3 separate regions of the Homo sapiens genome follow, and all the other regions are linked to region 1. Evidence: chromatin loops called from intact Hi-C (ENCODE). Cell type or tissue: PC-9. All regions are shown on one strand. Links, peaks and the distances in the headings refer to the core of each region. The heading gives the core; the rest is flanking DNA.

Region 1 (6,000 bases), core at 364-5,363:
CTCATTATTAAAAAACTGGATTCCTATTTCACTTCATTCAGCAAATTGAAGTTCTTTTGGCTCACATGAATTGGAAAAAAAATCATAGTGGAATGGATAAATATGTATGTAGTCATAGAAATATATTCAAGATAGATTTAGGATAAAAAGAGTATACATGAGAGTGTGTTAGAGCATCATCATATTTGTATGTATACTTATATCTATTTTTATAATTTCTCTCTCTTTCCTGACATATGAATAAAACATTTTGAAGTTTTCCTCGAAGATGATAGGTTAATTTTGGTGAGAAAATGCATTCTGACTAGGATGCAAATAGGGTTGTATGTTGACTCCAACATACATGCTGTATTGTTATTTTAAAAATGGCATCAGAGAAAAAAAATGGCATCAGAGATTATCTTGACTGTTACTGTTTCTTACTCTTTATACTTTTCCCTATCAATAATTATGATTTTTAAATGTGTTTTCTAAGGTACTAAAACAAGAGGTGATACAGAAATAAGCTATCCCAAATATAGCATTAAGTGAAACAAACACATCGTATACTAGTTATTATATCCGGAAGGTAAGATTAAAGGAAACCTTCATTTTTTTCTTTTTGTGTTTGAAATTTGTATGTATTTGCATTATATTTATCATCAAATTGCTGTGCTCAGTGGTACCTGTCTGTAGTCCCAGCTATGCGGGAGAATGAGGCAGGAGGATCCCTTGAGCCCAGGACTTTGAGGCCAGCCTGGGTAACATAATAAGACTCCATTTCTCAAAAAGGAAAAAAAAAAAAAAAAAAAAAAAATTCCGGTCATGAGCCTGAAGTCCATTTAATCTTAAAAAAACCTTTCTTAATTGTTTAATCCACTAGAGAGTAAAATTTTTTTAAGTCTTTGGGTATAAAATAGAGAATAATCAATTAAAGAAATTTTGAATGCAGTATGTTTCTATTTGGAGAATAAAAAAAAACTTTACTGACTTTAAAAATCTTAAACCAGATTTCCTCTACTGTGGATCAGCTCTTGTGAGCTGATTTGCAAATCAGACCCATATACAAGCGAACCATATTCTGCATATACTGTATGAACATTCACCTTCATCTGGCTACTTTTAAAATGTCATAACCTTTGATCCACTCTCTCTCTGATCTGTTCCAAGGACAGAATCCTAACTACAGTAAACACTTTACATAAAAACACATTTAATTCTGTATTATTTATAGAAGAAAAAATCAAAGCAATCTAAATGTGCATGTTATGGAATGGCTTAAACTCATGGAATTTTAAAGTAGCCATAAAATATGATTTTTCTGATGTGTTTATATTAAAGGAAAAATGCCGATTATATTATGCTAAGGGAAACAGGAAGAAAATCAATAGTCTTTGAAGTCCGAATATAACTTAAAAAAAGTTAAGACTCTTTGCATGGCTGGAAGTTTTAATGCTTTAAACTGAGTTGCTTTTGACATTTTACTACGTATGAAGACATCAATAAACTGTATAGGGTGATTTTTTTTTCCTCTACTAGAAAGAAAAGGCAAATCTACCAAGATAATTAGTTATTTAGAAAGGCTTTGACATTTATTTGACCTAAATCAAAATGAACAATATTTTGTTTCTCTTAAAGTTTGCATTTTATATGCCTCATGGAGATACTTAGCGATATTCAGCAACCTTGCAAATGGAGTGGTCTCTGCCAGACAGCTACTAACAGCTGTAGAACAATTTCAGAAGCTGCTTACCCAAGAAGTCTAATGTGGAAGGACATGGCTGTCACTGCCTGGGGAAGCAAATAGGAAAGAATATGACAAAGGAGGAAATCAGCTGTTGGACCAAAGAATTTAAACTTTGATAAAATGCCAACCGTCGAAGACAGTTGCTGTCTCACACAAAATCCCAAGAACTGTGCATACTCTACTTCTGTCAGCCTAGCAATTTGCTCAGCTATTGCTATTTTGGGAAGGAATTTCCACCAAGCTGGCGTATCTTCAGCCCCTGAGGTTTCCTCTGATTGACTGATTAACAGGTGTTGAAAAAGCCTGTTGTAGAAATATCACAGACCCAGTGTGCTCGTTTGACTTCTGTAACTGTGACTGTAGTTTCATTGAATATATTGTTTCTTAAGAAGACTTTCTGCAGGGTAAAATCAAAACAGATTATTTATAACATTTTTAGGTAATTACTTTTCCATAGAGACAGCATATGCATTTGTTAATATGCTTTATTATTTATGAATTATAAATTGAATATGGTACTAATGATTGTGCAGATGAAAGCTAAATTAATATAACACAGAGTGAACTTGTCAAAGAAATGTTGGCATTATAAGCCTAAAAATGCAGTCAGCCCTCCGTGGACTCTACATTTGGTAATTCAACCAACAGTGCATCCAAAATATTTTTAAAAAGCCAACAATACAACAATGAAACATAATACAAATAAAAACAATATAGTATAACACCTATTTATAAAGCATTTACATTGTATTAGGTATTGTAAGGAATCTGGAGATGATTTAAAGTATATGGGAAGATGTGTCTAGATTATATAAAACACTACACCATTTTTTTTTATAAGGAACTTGAGCATCTGTAGATTTTGGTATCTGCAGGGAGTCCTGAAACCAATCCCTCTTGGATACTGAGGAACAACTGTAATCATATTTTTCTAAGAGATAAAAGGAAATTGAATGGAATTAAGGCTAGGTTATCCAAGTGTACCTGATTCCTGACAAGCCAAGTCTGAATGATGAGCAGGACTTTGAATTACTTTGACAGAGGTGTACCCTTTAGGATGCCCACTCAATCATCAGTGAAGCAGGCACCCCAGAGCCAGAAGTTTCCATGGAAGTCTTCACCTACCTTGCCTACCTCCAGTGAGTTGTGATAGGACCTCTCCTGAACCCACAAAACAGATCCAATCAAGTTCCACCTTCCATTCATGGACTTTCCCCTCTTCATTGCCTCACGCAATGTCATAGCTGGAAGAGTTGATCTTGTCTGACCTCCCAAGAGAAGATGTCTTATCCAAAATCACAAAGCTGCCAAATGTCAGCTGGGCTGAGAAGTGGCTGGTCCTACTCTTCGACTGTCTGGGCCAGCCCAGCCTGGGGAGGTGCTATCAGTGCGAGGCCCATAGTCCCTGAAAGCTTCACAGAAATGGGTGAAGATGGGGAGAGAGCTTCTCACGTCCTAGTTAAAGACTGGAATAATCATTAACTTTGCTTAGTGTTGCCCAATAAACAAGCTTAGCAGATGAGTGAGAAGGCAAGGAAAGAGAATCAGACTTGGGATCTAGAAGCTGAGATGACCTTAGGGACACTATTCTGCCTCAGGCCACTCTGAGGAATTGGGAGCTTCTAACTGGGCTGGGTAGGCAGCTATTACGCACTGGTGTTTATGTCTGGTATGAAAAGTGACTGGGGGAGGTGGGGAGATTTTAAATCAGTCAATGATCATAGGTGTGGACGGTGAGTAATAAGGAGATAAATGGAATTCAGTAGCATAAAGGGTGAAGCCTCGTCCTTTGAGCTTTTCTGAGAAACCCAAGTGGTATGCAGCTAGAGAGGTGGGGGCTGCGGATGACAGTGGGTCAGAAAGTTGATAGGGGGACACTGATCAAGTAGAAAGCCACGGGGGATGGATGAGGACTTCAGTTATTCCTCTGAAGAAAAAAAGAAGTAGCTTTATGAGAGTATATTAATTCAGATCAAGGGAGTGAGCCCAGGCAGAGGTTATGAGTAAAAAGGGGTGGAGTTTTACCACTGTGAGTCAAGAGTGAAGAGCCTGCTGAATCATGTAGGGGTGAGGATGTTGGTGATAGGGCAGACCCCTTCCAGGGCAGAAGGCCTGGAATGCAATCAGTTCCCCACAGAAAGGACTAAGGTCTACTGTCCCAGCAATGCAAGTTCACACCTAAAAGCAAGGGTGTAGGATCAAGTCTCCAAAACCCGAGAGATCAGCTGCAGTGCATACCCTGCTCCCTGGCCTGCTCTGGTCCCTGTCCCCATCAGGGTCACTTCAGATGGCAGTGCCTGGCTTACCAGCCATCTGTCTGAAGAATTAACTCTGAGGCATTCACTAAACACACTTAGGCCATCAAACCTCACACCATATACCAACATAAATTCAGGTGCTAAATGGAAAAAACAAAACCAAAAATAACCATAATAAAATACATGCCTTTTTGTTTGTTTGTTTTTTGGCTCTATGGTAGTGAAGGAGTTTTCTATCCATAAGGGCAAATGAAGGAAATATAAAGGCACAGTGCGATAAATCTGATGACTTTTAAAAGCTCCTAACTGTGAAACTAAAACAAAATCTTCATTTAAAAAGAAGAAAAGGCAAGTTAAAAAAATGAAAGGAAACCTTGGCAAGATGTGGCCTTGCAATTCAATAAGAAAAAACACATGGATAGGAAAATGAGCAGTATATTTAAAATTTATAAGACAATAGATATATGAAATAATATAGTCAGCCTTCTGTGGCTTCTACATCTGTGGATTCAACTAACCATGGATCAAAGATATTCAGAAATATTGAACATGTATACTTTTTTCTTGTCATTCTCTAAACAATACAGTATAACTGTTTACATAGTATTTACATTGTCTTAAGTATTATAAGTAATCTAGAGATGATTTAAAATTTATATGCAAATATGCCATTTCATAAGGGACTTGAGTATCCATGGATTTTAGTATCCAAGAGGGTCCTGGAACTAGTTCCCCATGGATAACTAGGGACAGCTACATATTACATTATCTTGACTTAATTTTGTCTCAAAAACTGTCAAAAAAGCCACTAGAACAATGATCAGTATTAGAGAAAAAACAAACCAAAAAAGAAAAAAATCCAGTGTTAGATTGTCAAACACGTAAGGAATACAATTTGTTATACTATTTTTATATTAAATTTCATTTCTTGATTTTTTCTTTAACATATATCCAAAACAAAAGGAACATGTATACATGAATTGTTCAAATATTTAATAAAAGTAAATTATAAATAAGATAAAATCTCAATGTATTTGCCATGACATGCCTTCTTATCACATTCAAAGTAAAAGTCACAGTCTCTTTTGTTCTCTGGGATCAGGCATGATCTGCCTCCTCACCTTATCTTTGTGACATTCTCCCACTCTTGCCTAGTCCTTCAGCTTCAGTCACACAGGCCTCTCTAATGCTCCTTGAACCCACATGGCTCACTCTATCTCAGGGATTTCCCTGTCCCTCAGCCAGGCTTGGTCTCTCCAAGAAAAAAGAATGGCCTAACTTCCTTCCAATCTTTAGTCAAGTCACCTTCTTAGTGGGACTTTCCCTGTCTATCCTATCTAAAATTTCATCTTCTTTTCCCATCAGGATTTGATATCTCCTCTTCTCTATGTATTTTTTCTCTTATAGCTTATTTTTATCTAACACAATGGACTTTTTACTTCTCTTGTTATTGTTTATATTCTTTACTAGAATGTAAACTCTGAAGGAAGGAGTTTTTAATATTTTGTATCAGTGTATAAAAAGTGTCTGGCGTAGTAGGTCACCATACATACATGTTTAGTGAATCCCTAGAAAGGAATGTCCAGAAATTACGATGTTTGAATGCATATGGATTGATATTACTGTTGCCACTCAACACAAGGCTTTAAGACTTTTTAAGACAGAGTAAGACCCTGTTATCTGTCTCATAACTCAAGGAAGGACAAGCTACCTAGTGCTACATTCATGGTTCTCAGTATTTCCTGAAGAGAATAATAATAATGATACCTGCATCCTATTGCTTTGTGTCTGATCTCTTTACAACATTGAATTCACTTAATCCTTTAACAACTCTGTGGATTGTTTTTAACTCCCGTTTTAGAGATGAAAGACAGAGGTTAACTTACCCAATACACTGAAGCTAATACGTGATGGAACTGTTATTAGAGAGATCCTCTGAATCAAAACACTTACTTGTCACCATTAAGGTATAGTGTTTGGGAGCTCTAAAAAAAGATGAAATACCAATAGGCAGAT
Region 2 (6,000 bases), core at 693-5,692, 72 kb before region 1:
CCTGTTCTTGGAAAATCTTAGCTTGTAACTCACATCACATCAAGCAAAAGTTTTTTATAATGCATTATATATATAAATAGGGAACATTACCACTTTTTCATATGACTTTAACTGATAATGAACAGTTTGACCTTGCTAAAATGTCACACTTGAAAATCTACATTCATTTAAAAGACAAATTAAAATTACTAACAAAAGAAAAGGCTGAAGAGGAAAATTGGCAAATAGTTTTATATGTAATATTTTTGGGGTTTCTTGATGTGCTCAGTTTTACTGAGATTTGACTTTAATCATGGAGATGGAGTGATGTAATAGAAAGATATCTGACTGACAGCATGATGTTTCTGGTTATGGTCTATGTGTCTTTAAATGATAGAGAACCTCAAGGCTCTGCCTAAGTCTCATTTCCTAGCAGAAAAGACATGCCTTTAACTGCCTTATGTAAGCCACTTCTGATCCCTTTCCCCCGAGCTCCAGATTCTTACGTACAACTGCTCTGAGATCACTAGTCAGATGCCTAATAGGTATCTCCAACTTAACATGTCTAAAACAGAAGCTTGACACCAACTGTCTTCTCAACCACCTGCCTGTGAAACCTGCCCACCCACCAGTTGTTCCCATTTCAGCTAACAGATCCACTATCCACTCACTTGCTCAGGCCCCAAATCATTATTTATTCTTCTGTCCGCCACTCCCCACAAACAATCTTCCAGGAAGTTCTTCCAGCTCTCTCTCTAAAAATATACCGCAAATCCAACTTCTTTTCACCATCTCCACTTCTATTTTCCGTTTGGATTCACTCATCTCTTGCCTTTCACATACCCTTCTATATAGTCCATTCTCTACACAAACGATGGAGCTGCAGGCATCTTCTGAAAACAAAACTTAGATCACTCTTCTCTCTTAGAATCATCTAATGGCTTCCCATTGCAATTAGAATGAGGGCCAACCTCCTTTCCACGGCCTAGAGTCCCCACACGGCTCCATTCTTTTCAGGGTCACCTCCTGGACCCTCCATGTTCAGCCACACTGGCCTCCTTCCCTCTCTTCAAACATGCCTGTCTCATTCCCATTTCAGTGCCTTTCTCTACTGGTTTTCTTTTCCAGCAACACTTTCCTCTCAGCTGAACTATTTCTTTCTCAGGGAGATCTCCCCTGACCACACCACCTAAAGTAATCCTGTAGTCCTGGTTACTTTCCAGCCTGCATCTTTATCTTTTTCAAGAACTTAACACCATTTAAAATTACATTACTTACTTATTTGTTTATGTATTTGCTATCTTTTTCCTCTTGCCAGCACATAAACTTGAAGGCAGAAACCTAATCTGTCTTGTTCATAGCGATATCTCCAGTGCTTAGAACACAGACTTACTCCTGAACTTCTTTAATGATGGATGAATGAATGAATCTCAGGCTGTACTTACCTCCTCTGTGCCTTTGTTTGCTACTTTAAACACTGGTAGGTTTAGAAATAATATATGTAAATCACCTAGTACAGTGCCAGAAATATAAAAGGCACAGAACAGATATTCGGTGACTGTAGAAATGATGTTCTTCCTATGACTCATGGCACATACTGGAAGGTAATTTGATAGAGTGAAAAGAGGCTTAGAATTAGAAGTACGGTGTCTGCATTCCTTTTTTTTTTTTATCCTTGTGACCTTTGAGCCAATCTTTCCACTTCTCTGAGTTTTAAGTTCATCACCTGTAGATAATAATCCAGCTGTTATGAGAATAAATATTTAGGCAATGTCTGTAAAAGTGCCTTGTAAAGTGTAAAGTGCTGAGCAAATACATGTAATTTAAATATTATTATCATATGGAAATATCTGTTGATTAGTGGAGGGAAAAGTCACGGTAGCTCTTTTTTTTCCCACGGACATTCCTCCTGAAATAATTAAGTTTATATATGTTGAAGTCTCAATACTGGCCTCATTTCAGATGAACTACTTCCCCCGAATATCAATGGATGGGAACCACTCTACTTCAAGTAAAGCTAAGCTTTGGAAATCCTCTTTAAAGGGTTAGAAAAATAATAAGAGAAGTTTGAATAATCTGTGAGTTATATGCATGAATGAAGATTAAGAAAAATAAGTTAAGAAAAAAGCGTATGAATATGTTTTGAATATATTTTTTCTAACTTGAAAAGGATTTTTGAAAGTTGGTCATCTGGGGCTGGGCACAGAGGTGCAGACCTGTAGTCCCAGAGCTTTGGGAGGCCAAGGCAGGTGGATCACTTTAGGCCAGGAGTTCACGATCAGCCAAGTCAATATAGCAAGACCCCTATTTCCAAAAAAAAATTTAAAAATTAGCTGAGCACAATGGTCCATTCTCTGTAGTAGCCTGTAGTCCCAGCTACTTGGGAGGCTGAGGTAAGAGGATCGTTTAACCCTAGAACGTGGAGGCTACAGTGAGCTGTGATTGTGGCACTGCACTCTAGCCTGGGCGATAGAGTGAGGCCCTGTTTCAAAAAGAGAGAGAGAAAAAAAAAGAAAATTGGTCGTCTGCTTATTAGCCCTTATTAGGTAGTGTATCTGTCTATAGCAACTTTGGGAAAGGAAGGGGTCTTGGTGGTGATTTGGGCTTCACTGACTTATCCTTGACTGCATCCAGGGAGGCCTCAGAGCACAGAACCCAACAGAACTGGGTTGATATAGGGCTGCTCATGTCTCACTGTCATCATCTTGGCTCCAGGGCATAATAACAGGCACTGAAATGCCTCCCTCTTGACTGCAGATGTGTTTTCCTACTTTTCCACTGACAGTGCTTCCTCTATTATTGCAGGCAACTCTGCTTTTCAAAGCAAATAAATCATAACCAACAGCTTAGTTATGCTAGAGTACTTGTGTGTATGTATGCACTTTAAAAATAGAATAAAATATTTGCCCATATCCAGAGTGGGCATTCAACTGGTAGGTCAGCTTTCTGTGAATATGGATATAAGGGTTAAAGCTTCCTAAAGACAGGGTTAGACCTGCCTTCCACAAAACTAATAGGTTTGGTGCTTATGACAGTACCTGGCACTTACTAGGAACTCAAATGTTGGTTGAATACATGTCTGACTGGGTTAATGAGCTTCTTCTCTGATCTCCTGACAGCTTGATACAGAAACCGGTACTATGGGGACAGAGACTGCTTGGGAAAGTGCTATGAATCACTTAAATCATTTTAGGATCATTTAATTCATTTGGATTACTAAGAGTAATTTCTTGATACTCATACTCTTCGTCTTCCAATTTAAATGAAACTTTTAAGAGAAAGTTTCAAAAGAAATCTGTCTGGTTCAAATTATGTGTGAACCTGATACTAGGAACTGCTGAGTAGTTTCAGATTACACTGTCAACATTGTGCACAGTTCTAGTGCTTTCCAGCGTCTGCCTTGTTTCCAGCTGCAGTGTTACTGGACAAGAAGAACTTCATTCTTAAAGGATTCAGTAAGGTGATGGGTGTCACTGTGAAAAGCAAGCAACTGGCCTTGCAGAATGAGACAGTTTTCTTGTTTGAGAGGTCATGTACTTCACTTAGGGTACCTGAACTATTTTATTGAACAACAAGCTAGAAATCTAATTATGGGTCTTCAGAAAGAACATTCTACAACCCATTTCAGCTCATGTCTGTCATGAAGTTGCTGCATTGATCATTACACCCCTTTATACTCTACCTGACAGCATATATTGAGGGTACCTTGAATTACTTCTAGGAAATATACATTGAAATTTGTAAGATGCTATTTGAATTTCATATGAACTCAAATATTATTTTTAAAAGCGCCAGGTAAAATTCACTGGTTTATATACTGCTTGCTTGCATGCTCTCTCTCTCTCTCTTTCTCTTTTTTTTTCTCTCTCTCTTTCTTTCTTTTTGAGACCCGGTTTCACTCTGTTGCCCAGGCTAGAGTGCAGTGGTGTGATCACAGCTCACTGCAAGCTCAACTTCCCTGGGTAGCCGGTACTACAGGCAGGTGCCTGTAGTAGCTAGGCACACTACCATATCTGGCTAATTTTTGTATTTTTTGTAGAGATGGGGTTTCGCCATGTTGCCCAGGCCTGTCTCGACCTCCTGGGCTCAAGCAATCCACCCACCTCGGCCTCTCAAAGTGCTGAGATTATAGGTGTGAGCCACCACACCCAGCCTATGTATTGCTTTCTTGATAAGACTCAAAAGTTCTCTGCAAATGGCTCTGATATTATCACTATAATAATGTTCTTTTACTTGAAATGTGCATATTTAAACATGTTATCTTAAAATTTTTCAGCTATGTTTGAATTTTGATATAATTCCATTTCTAGTGATTAAAATTCAGTGTCAAGGTGGGGGCATAGTTTACTCGTTCATGAGCAAATAGTTTCTGTATCATTTATCAGAAGGGTTGGGTCAATATCTCATGCTCTGTACCTTTAATGATCCTTCTTTTCAGCAAAACTGACCTGATCTTCTCTATTTGTGTATAGTCTTGCTGTGGCGTTGGCTGGCTAACTTGTTAAACTAATTAGAGTTTTCAGAGGCTAAACAGTCAACATGAAGTGACTGAAGAATCTTAAGGCAGATACATCGGGGGAAATACAGTGTAAAAATCTTGTTATGGCTAAAAATCCAGAGTTCCATTTACACTTTACTATGTTTTTCCAGAGAAAATATTTCTGCTTCTGTTAAGTCATTTGTAATTCAGGGTGAGTTAAAAGGGGGAGATTTCATGTTGGAACTAAAAGAAACTATATTAGGGTAAATCAAATCATATGGATAATCTATTCATTCCAACCTAGTCCTGTAATAACCTCTCAGTCTGTGATTTCAATTGCTATGTGGAAAGTTACATTATAATTTGAACCTTGTCATTTTATAAACAGAGAAAAAAGACACACCTAGGTCATGTTTTACAATAAATGGCAAATCATTATTGCTTCCTTTGGTATTTCCTTTGTAATGTTGATTATGATGAACTCCTGGCACCATGACAATAAATGGCATTCCAAAGAAATTCCATTTTCACTTATGTAACAGGATGTTAGAATGGGGCTCCTCTGGTCTCTGCTTCAATGGAAGCACAAGCATGGTGGTGGATAATGGGTACCCACGTGTATCTGAGACAGATCCATATATTTGGATTTTCAAAGAAAGGAATTAAAAACCAGTTCCAAGACTCTTGGGCCCTTCAGCGCATCAAGGATATAAAAAGTGGTCAGAGTTCGGAGAGGGAAGAAGGGCTGGTGAAGAGACTCACTTGGAGAGAGCTGCTGCCAGGCACGTTTCTGTTTGTGAAAGAGCTGAGGGAGGGGTGTTATCTCCAAACCATAAGCCTGGTGATGGAGGAAGGGCCACCTCTACCGCTTTGAAATGCCTTCCTTGCATGTGGGATACCCAGAGGGCTGGCGCCTGACTCCTGCCTGAGAAAGGTAAAGTGTACCATGGACTGGGGTCTAACCTGTCCTGGAAAGTTTCACAGGAAAGGAGATCTGAGTGCCTTTGTGTGGAGGAGCCAGGGAAGCGCTGATCTGCCAGCACTGGTTTTCACTTGCAGTTTGGGGGCCAGAGCTGGGGGATGAGTAAACATGGGACATGAAGGATGGAGCTGCTGTTGGTACAACACAGTAGCCCGTAGGGGTGAGAGGTGACCTCATCAGAAAAAGGCTGAAGATGAGGAACTGATTTGCAGGAGCTGAGGAAGGAGTCCCAAATGGCCATTGGTAATGAGGAGACGAAGGGCTCTGCATAGGCTCTGTAGAGCCTACAAAGCACTCAATGAGAAAAAGAGCTGGTTTTAGCCATCACCAGGACCAGAGAGAGCAAAGCTACCCAGCCAAGTAAGGATTGTCCTATCTCCCCACCTTCCCTCCCTTTCCCACATCCCTGCTGGTAGGAAGTGCACAGACAGGGGTGAGCAGGGAGAGATTAACAGCAGGAGGGAATCCCCCTGCTCACAGCTGACTCAAGCCTGAAGTAGGTCCTAACTGGGGTAGGGGAGAAAATCTCATACCACAACAAGCTCAGAGGTTTGAGAAT
Region 3 (6,000 bases), core at 472-5,471, 98 kb before region 1:
ACTTGAAAGAAGAAATTGGCTGGAGGAAAATAATTTTACTTGAAGCTGTTTCTGATAGAGATTGAACACGGCTATTTTTTTAAACAAACCATTTTGCTCTTTGTACATTTAGAACATTTTAATTTAGTGAAGTAATCTGAGAAGAATGATAACCAGAGTATGCTTAAAAAGTATCTGACACTCAGCCAGGCACGGTAGGTCACACCTGTAATCCCAGCACTTTGGGAGGCTGAGGCGGGCAGATCACTTGAGGTCAGGAGTTTGAGACCAGCCTGGCCAACATGGCAAAATCTCGTCTCTACTAAAAATAAAAATACAAAAGTTAGCCGGGTGTGGCTGCAGGCACCTGTAATCCCAGGTACTCAGGAGGCTGAGGCATGAGAATCGCTTGAACCCAGGAGGCGGAGGATGAAGTGAGGTGAGCACGCCACTGCACTCCAGCCTGGGTGACAGAGTGAGACTCTGTCTCAAAAAAAAAATAAAAAGTATCTGAAACTATTTCCATTTCTCTCTCAAAATCTGCAGACAACCATCTGAGGGTGACTAGGTGAATAAATCTTCTTTAAGGTGCTCCTCTCTTTCCCAACCCCACATTTCTTCAACATTTGAAAATTCTCACAATAATGGGCCAGTTTCATAGCTCAGGGTGTTTGGCTCCAGGAATTTTTTACAAATCCATCCTCCCAGGGCTCACAGTGATCCTGGTAGGAAACTGGGAATGGGGTCAAGGGAGAAGAAAAGCAGAGCAGTGGCTCTCAATCTCACAAACTGCTGAGAGGAATGGGCACTCCGCAGACATTCCCAGGCCCCATCGAGACTGACCCAGATCCAAGAGCGCCAGTTAGCACCAGATTTGACTTCAGAATGACTCAACGGAGTTTCTGCCTCAAGGGGTTTAGCCCTGGAGAAAGGCACCAGGAGACTCCCTTCTTGTGACACGCCTCGCAGTCTCATCTCCTGTCCACTTCCCCTCCTGCTTGCAGCCTTACCTTCCCACTTGAATCTCCCCTGCACCCCCCTGAAGAGCGCTCCACTGTATTTTAATGAATCATCTGAGTGCTGTTAGGCCAAGTGGTGACTCAGTTTTTTGGCTATTGGGGATGGCAGGAGAGTTCTCTTAACTCAGTTTTGTGGATTTCTGTATGGTGGAAAATGGGAGGAGGTGGTGAAATCCTTAGTCTTAGTAGCACTGGTTAGGGAATTGCTACAGCAGGGGAGAGGTAGAATAGGGAAAAAAGCAGCTGGCCAGGGATAACCTTAGCCATGCACAAGGCAAGCTGAGGTTTGAGAAAAAACGGAAAAGTTGGGAGATGCTGGCACAGCTGTCCTTCATAACCGCCTTCACATCCGCTCTCCCTAGCACTGAAGCCTCCCTGCGCTTTGGAGTCCCTGGCAGAGACTGGTTTGGGCAGTCTTTCCAGTGAAATCTGGTGAGCTGTCTGCTGCTTTAGCCAAGGAGTCCTGCTACTGAATGACATAAACAGTTCCCTTTCTTCAAGGGTGAAAGTATATTGGTGTGTTCTAGCAAACCAAGCAAAACGTGAAAAATATTTCAATTTTTAGGTGGCATTTGGTCAAGTGATTGCCTATGTGGTCTTCAAAGAATGTCTCCACTGGGGATTGACTATCATGATGCCAGAATTTTCCAAATCCCTAGACTCTTGAAGATCTTTCTAGCTGCTATCATTTGAAAGCTTAGCAGATTGTTGTTTATATCTACACACCCGCATTCTTCAACATCAGCACTGCAGGCATTTTGGGCTGGAGAATTCTTTGTCGTCGGGGGGTGTCCAGGGCACTGTGGGATGTTTAGCAGCTTCTCTGGCTTCTACTCTCTAGTACACCCCTCTCCCAGTGGTGACAACCGAAATGTCTCTAGGCATTGACAAATGTCTTCTGAGCAGAAGCGCAGCTCTGCAAAGAGACTGTCTAGGATACTAGACTTTTCCTTTTTACTCACTCTCTTATCGCATGGTACCCCTAGCTATGTCTCCTTGCCCTGAGGGAACGTTCGATTTTTTTTTAAGGAAATTCAGGAGAAAATATTTTTTAATTCCACAAAAGAATTAATGCAGAATTGAGAGACTGAACTGATGATGATTTGGTATATAAGGGTTTGAAAGACCTCTAATGTTTAAATTAGGCTTGTTCCATGGATGTCCAGAGTGCCCTGGAAAGCATGACCCATTTGAACCCAGGAAGCAATCAGCTCTGCCACCAGGAGCACTGGGCAGCCATATGATCAGAAACTGGGTTTACAGTTCAAACCCAGTACTGGGTTCTAATCCATACTTGCACAATGATTCAGCTTACGTTTTAGCTTGGCAGTTCTAGAAATCTCTGGCTATCTCAGTTTTACCAGTTCTAAAGTAAAGAGAGGGATTCGCTCCTCCTCTCCCTCCCACAATTCCCAAATTAGTGATCAACGACAGCAAAACGAATTGGGTCCAGCATGTAGACAGTGGTGAATTCTGGACTTTGCTGGGCAAGGGAATCTCAAGTTGAGGCTCAATTGTGAGGTGTAACAAGGTGTGTAAAAAAAAACGTTCTCTATATTCTTAAGAAGGGAGTTGCTACATAAATTTGGGGCATATCTAATTCCTAATGGTTTACCAGGAGTTTGGGAATACTGGAATCAAGGGGTGAAGAGTCTCAGCTTTTCTTTTTTGTGGGGCCGGAAGTAGTAGCTTGATAGGCACTGCTTAGAAAGCCTTTTTTTTTTTTTTTTTTTTTTTTTAGGTCTCTTGAGGACCTGGAGAAGCGATGTAGTATACTAAAGATATCTTAAAGTGCTCAAACACTCTGGCTAAATAAAAATTTCTCAAGACATTTCTTTCCAACTCGAACAAAATTACCAAAATATGAGGACATTGGTAACATTTAAACAGCAACCTTAATAGACCTATAATAGTAAACAATACGACTGTATTTGGTTTGAGGGAAAGAAGTTTATCTAGCTAATGCTATTTTCCTGACATTCTACCAATGCAAAGGACCCTGGATCCAATACTTTAATATGTCATTGTGTGGAAATCTCAGCTCTGGCCTCTTAAGAGTACTAAGAAGATTCCCCAAGCTAACTCTGACATTGTTTGGGAAACTTGGCTCCTAAGAGCAGGCGTGGGCTGCTTGGTTCCACCCTGGGCTGGGGAGCTTTTCAACTGGTATTGTGTCCACAGGCTCCCTCAGCTGGTGTCTCCGAAAACGACAGGCTGCTCCTCATACTGTCCTGAGCGCTCAGAATTAAACTGATGGGGCCAGGGGCACACTCAGTGCCTGCGCTGGGGACTGGATCCCAGGCCCCCCTCTGTTTTCTCTTCTATCTAAGAGTGCCTTCGTGCATAGACATGACAGCATTGATGAGCTGTGGGATGGCTGCAATCCCTACTTCATAAAAAGATGTGGGTCAGTAGAGAGAGGTGGGAGGAGAGGCATAAGGCTGGTTGCAAATCTCTTTTCTGTGACCTGCCAGTATAATTGAAGCTACATTGTTAGTTACACCTCATCTATGAAATGGGTTACACCTCATCTATGAAATGGGTTAATCATTTCCTCTCCTACACGGACACACACACACACACACACACACTCACACTCATATATTCTCATGGTCACACACACACACTACTCATAAGGATGTTGTGAGAATTAAACAAGATAATGGTTATAAAACCACTTGATAAACTGCAATATGTCATAAAATTTTGAAACTATTGTTTTTGTTGTACATCATGAGCAGTATGTCCTGTGTTCCTACATCTTTTAGAGACCATTCAATACATTTGGAATCTATTACCAAATAGAAATAGTTTCCAAAACAAACATATCTATCTTCTTGTCAGTTAGAATTAGTCAAATTTTTATCATAAATAACTATTATTATATAAACCAGTTATATGGGAACTGGTGTAAAATAGCCAAGAAAGGGGGGAACTCTACTAGACATTCCAAATAAATGTGTAGTTTCTTCATGTGTGTGTGCATGGGTACTTTGTTGAGGGAATATTTTGCTCACCATTGGCCTAGAATAAATGTTTGTTAAATGAATGAAAGAAAATATACATTATATAATGACTTTCCATCAAACAGTCCCCCTCAAGTTTATCCATATTCTCAGCCATGGCAGGATTTTCCATCACACATGGTCCACATTTGAATGTTCATATTCAGAAACACGGCTGGGTGAAACTAAAGTTTACTCATTTTTGGATGGCAGAAACAAACCACAGATTGAAATAGAAGACATTGTAAGCAATGTGTCTGACATACTTGGTGACTAAGATAGAAAACAATTCCTTAGATGCCTTAAAAGTGACATTTATTTTATATATCCAACTTTTCATGAAGGCAATCACACAAATTAAGATTGTTAACACATACTCTAATGAAGGATTAAGTAGAAATTTAAATGGAAAGATGACAAAATCCAAAATAACAATTTTTGGTTGAGATCCAAGAAAGATGACTTATGAACACATTTCTTTGTTTAATGCCAGACCCAGTAAAAGTACCATCTTGGTTATCTGGCATCTGTTCCATGCCTATTGGCATTCTTAACGCACACTGTAATGATACAGTGGTTCAGCAGAGGGATGCTTACACTTTGTTGAAATCTGAATATATTAATTTTAATTGCTTTAAATTAAAACTGAAGACGAGGTAAAAAAAAAAAAAACCTGATGGTCTTAGAGTACTATATAAGCTGGTGCTAGATTTTACCTGATGTCTATACATAATGATTTCCAATTATGCAAAGCCACATTGGAATGGGACAAAATAAAAGTGGGATAGGGATAGAATCTGATATTTATTTGGTTCCTTCTTTGTGTTAGACACTTTATGTGCCATTTCATTAGCTTCATATGCACCCACGCACAGAGTTTCATGCTCCTTATTTCAGAGATGAGAAATTTTGGGCTCAGAAAATTTAATTGCATGTACTAGAACTGGTAGAGAAAAAATGGAAACTATGCCTTTCTTGGTGGTGGGGAATACCACCACCTCAGTTTGGATTGGAAGGTTGGAAGAAAGAAAAGATATCGAAGGAAAGTAGACCTGAGAACTAGGCTTGGTAAACAGACAAGGTCCCATTGGCCACCCAGCAGAGCAGAAGTATAGAGTAAAAGCACATTGGTAGGAAAAGAAAAATATTATCACAGATATCCCAAGGGCTGAGATGTGTAATATTTAGTCCATTAGTCCATTAGCCTTAAATGGAAAATAAATATTCTTTTCAAGTGAAGTAAATCTTGAGTCTCCCTCTTTATCCAACTCCATCAAACTGATTGGTGCACTGGAAATATTTCCAGAGGAACCCAGACTAGGAAATAAGTCTGGTGCATGAAGATGACGGTCTATGTAATCTAGAACCTTTCTACTCCAAGTGTGATATGCAGACCAGCAGTATCAGTACTCCCTGGGAGCTCTTTGTGATTGTGGAATCTCAGTCTCCAGCCCAGACCTGCTGAATCGAAATGTGCTTGGAAAACTCCTCAGGTGATTCGTATGCACATTAATGTTTGAGAAGCACTGATCTAGAATAAAATTTTTTAGTTTCAGCATCATCTATTCACTTTCACATACTTTTTAGATAATTATAAAGGATATTTCACTTTATTCATCCATACCATACACATAGCAAAATATTGTAGGAACAATATCTTAGATTTCACTGTTTCTCATCCTCCTAACTTTTCCTAATAAAACAAAAAGAAATGTCTCTGTATTTATTTTAGTTTTGTACATATTCTACTTGGTCTTTTCTCTTGTTCCTAAAGACTATATGATAAGTACATTAGGGCTGAAATATATAGAAGAGAGTTAAAGTCCTATCAGGGAGGGAAAATGAGAAAGTACGCTGCTAATAATGAGTATGCTGTTTACTCTTTTATTATCAACTCTAATAATTTCTTTGTCCCAGTACTTCCTGGCTTTCAATGAACAGTAAAGTACTGGAACCAAGGAATTTGTTCAATTAAGAGTGCAAAGCCTTTCATTTAT

Evidence for each region. A loop is a pair of places that touch in the nucleus more often than their neighbours do. Peaks named below come from ENCODE experiments on the same cell type or tissue, not always from the same donor. Only the 100,000 strongest peaks of a DNase experiment are listed, where the experiment ranks them.
Region 2: it touches region 1 in a loop (4-fold over the local background); 3 of 110 quality-filtered maps call a loop at or near these places.
Region 3: it touches region 1 in a loop (4-fold over the local background); 2 of 110 quality-filtered maps call a loop at or near these places.

What each region holds. Positions count from the first base shown.
Region 1 is chr4:168,484,926-168,490,925 of GRCh38, reverse strand. LOC107986198 (a long non-coding RNA gene) reads left to right here. Exons shown (of 4, transcript XR_001741448.3): 3 at 476-568; 4 at 1,618-4,176. Among named protein-coding and RNA genes, the nearest start is that of DDX60L, 7.4 kb to the right of the region's middle. RefSeq lists an enhancer at 2,840-4,039. In PC-9, for the core only: no CTCF peak of the experiment used is centred there; DNase peaks (open chromatin) are centred at 3,415 and 3,745; H3K4me3 peaks cover 998 bases; H3K27ac peaks cover 2,938 bases.
Region 2 is chr4:168,557,748-168,563,747 of GRCh38, reverse strand. All of the region lies in intron 2 of PALLD (palladin, cytoskeletal associated protein), which reads right to left. The region is part of intron 1 of LOC124900807 (a long non-coding RNA gene); the gene reads left to right. Among named protein-coding and RNA genes, the nearest start is that of PALLD, 64 kb to the right of the region's middle. In PC-9, for the core only: no CTCF peak of the experiment used is centred there; DNase peaks (open chromatin) are centred at 1,607 and 3,407; H3K27ac peaks cover 3,482 bases.
Region 3 is chr4:168,582,891-168,588,890 of GRCh38, reverse strand. All of the region lies in intron 2 of PALLD (palladin, cytoskeletal associated protein), which reads right to left. All of the region lies in intron 1 of LOC124900807 (a long non-coding RNA gene), which reads left to right. Among named protein-coding and RNA genes, the nearest start is that of PALLD-AS1, 63 kb to the left of the region's middle. In PC-9, for the core only: a CTCF peak has its summit at 3,195; DNase peaks (open chromatin) are centred at 960 and 1,410; H3K4me3 peaks cover 1,057 bases; H3K27ac peaks cover 3,263 bases.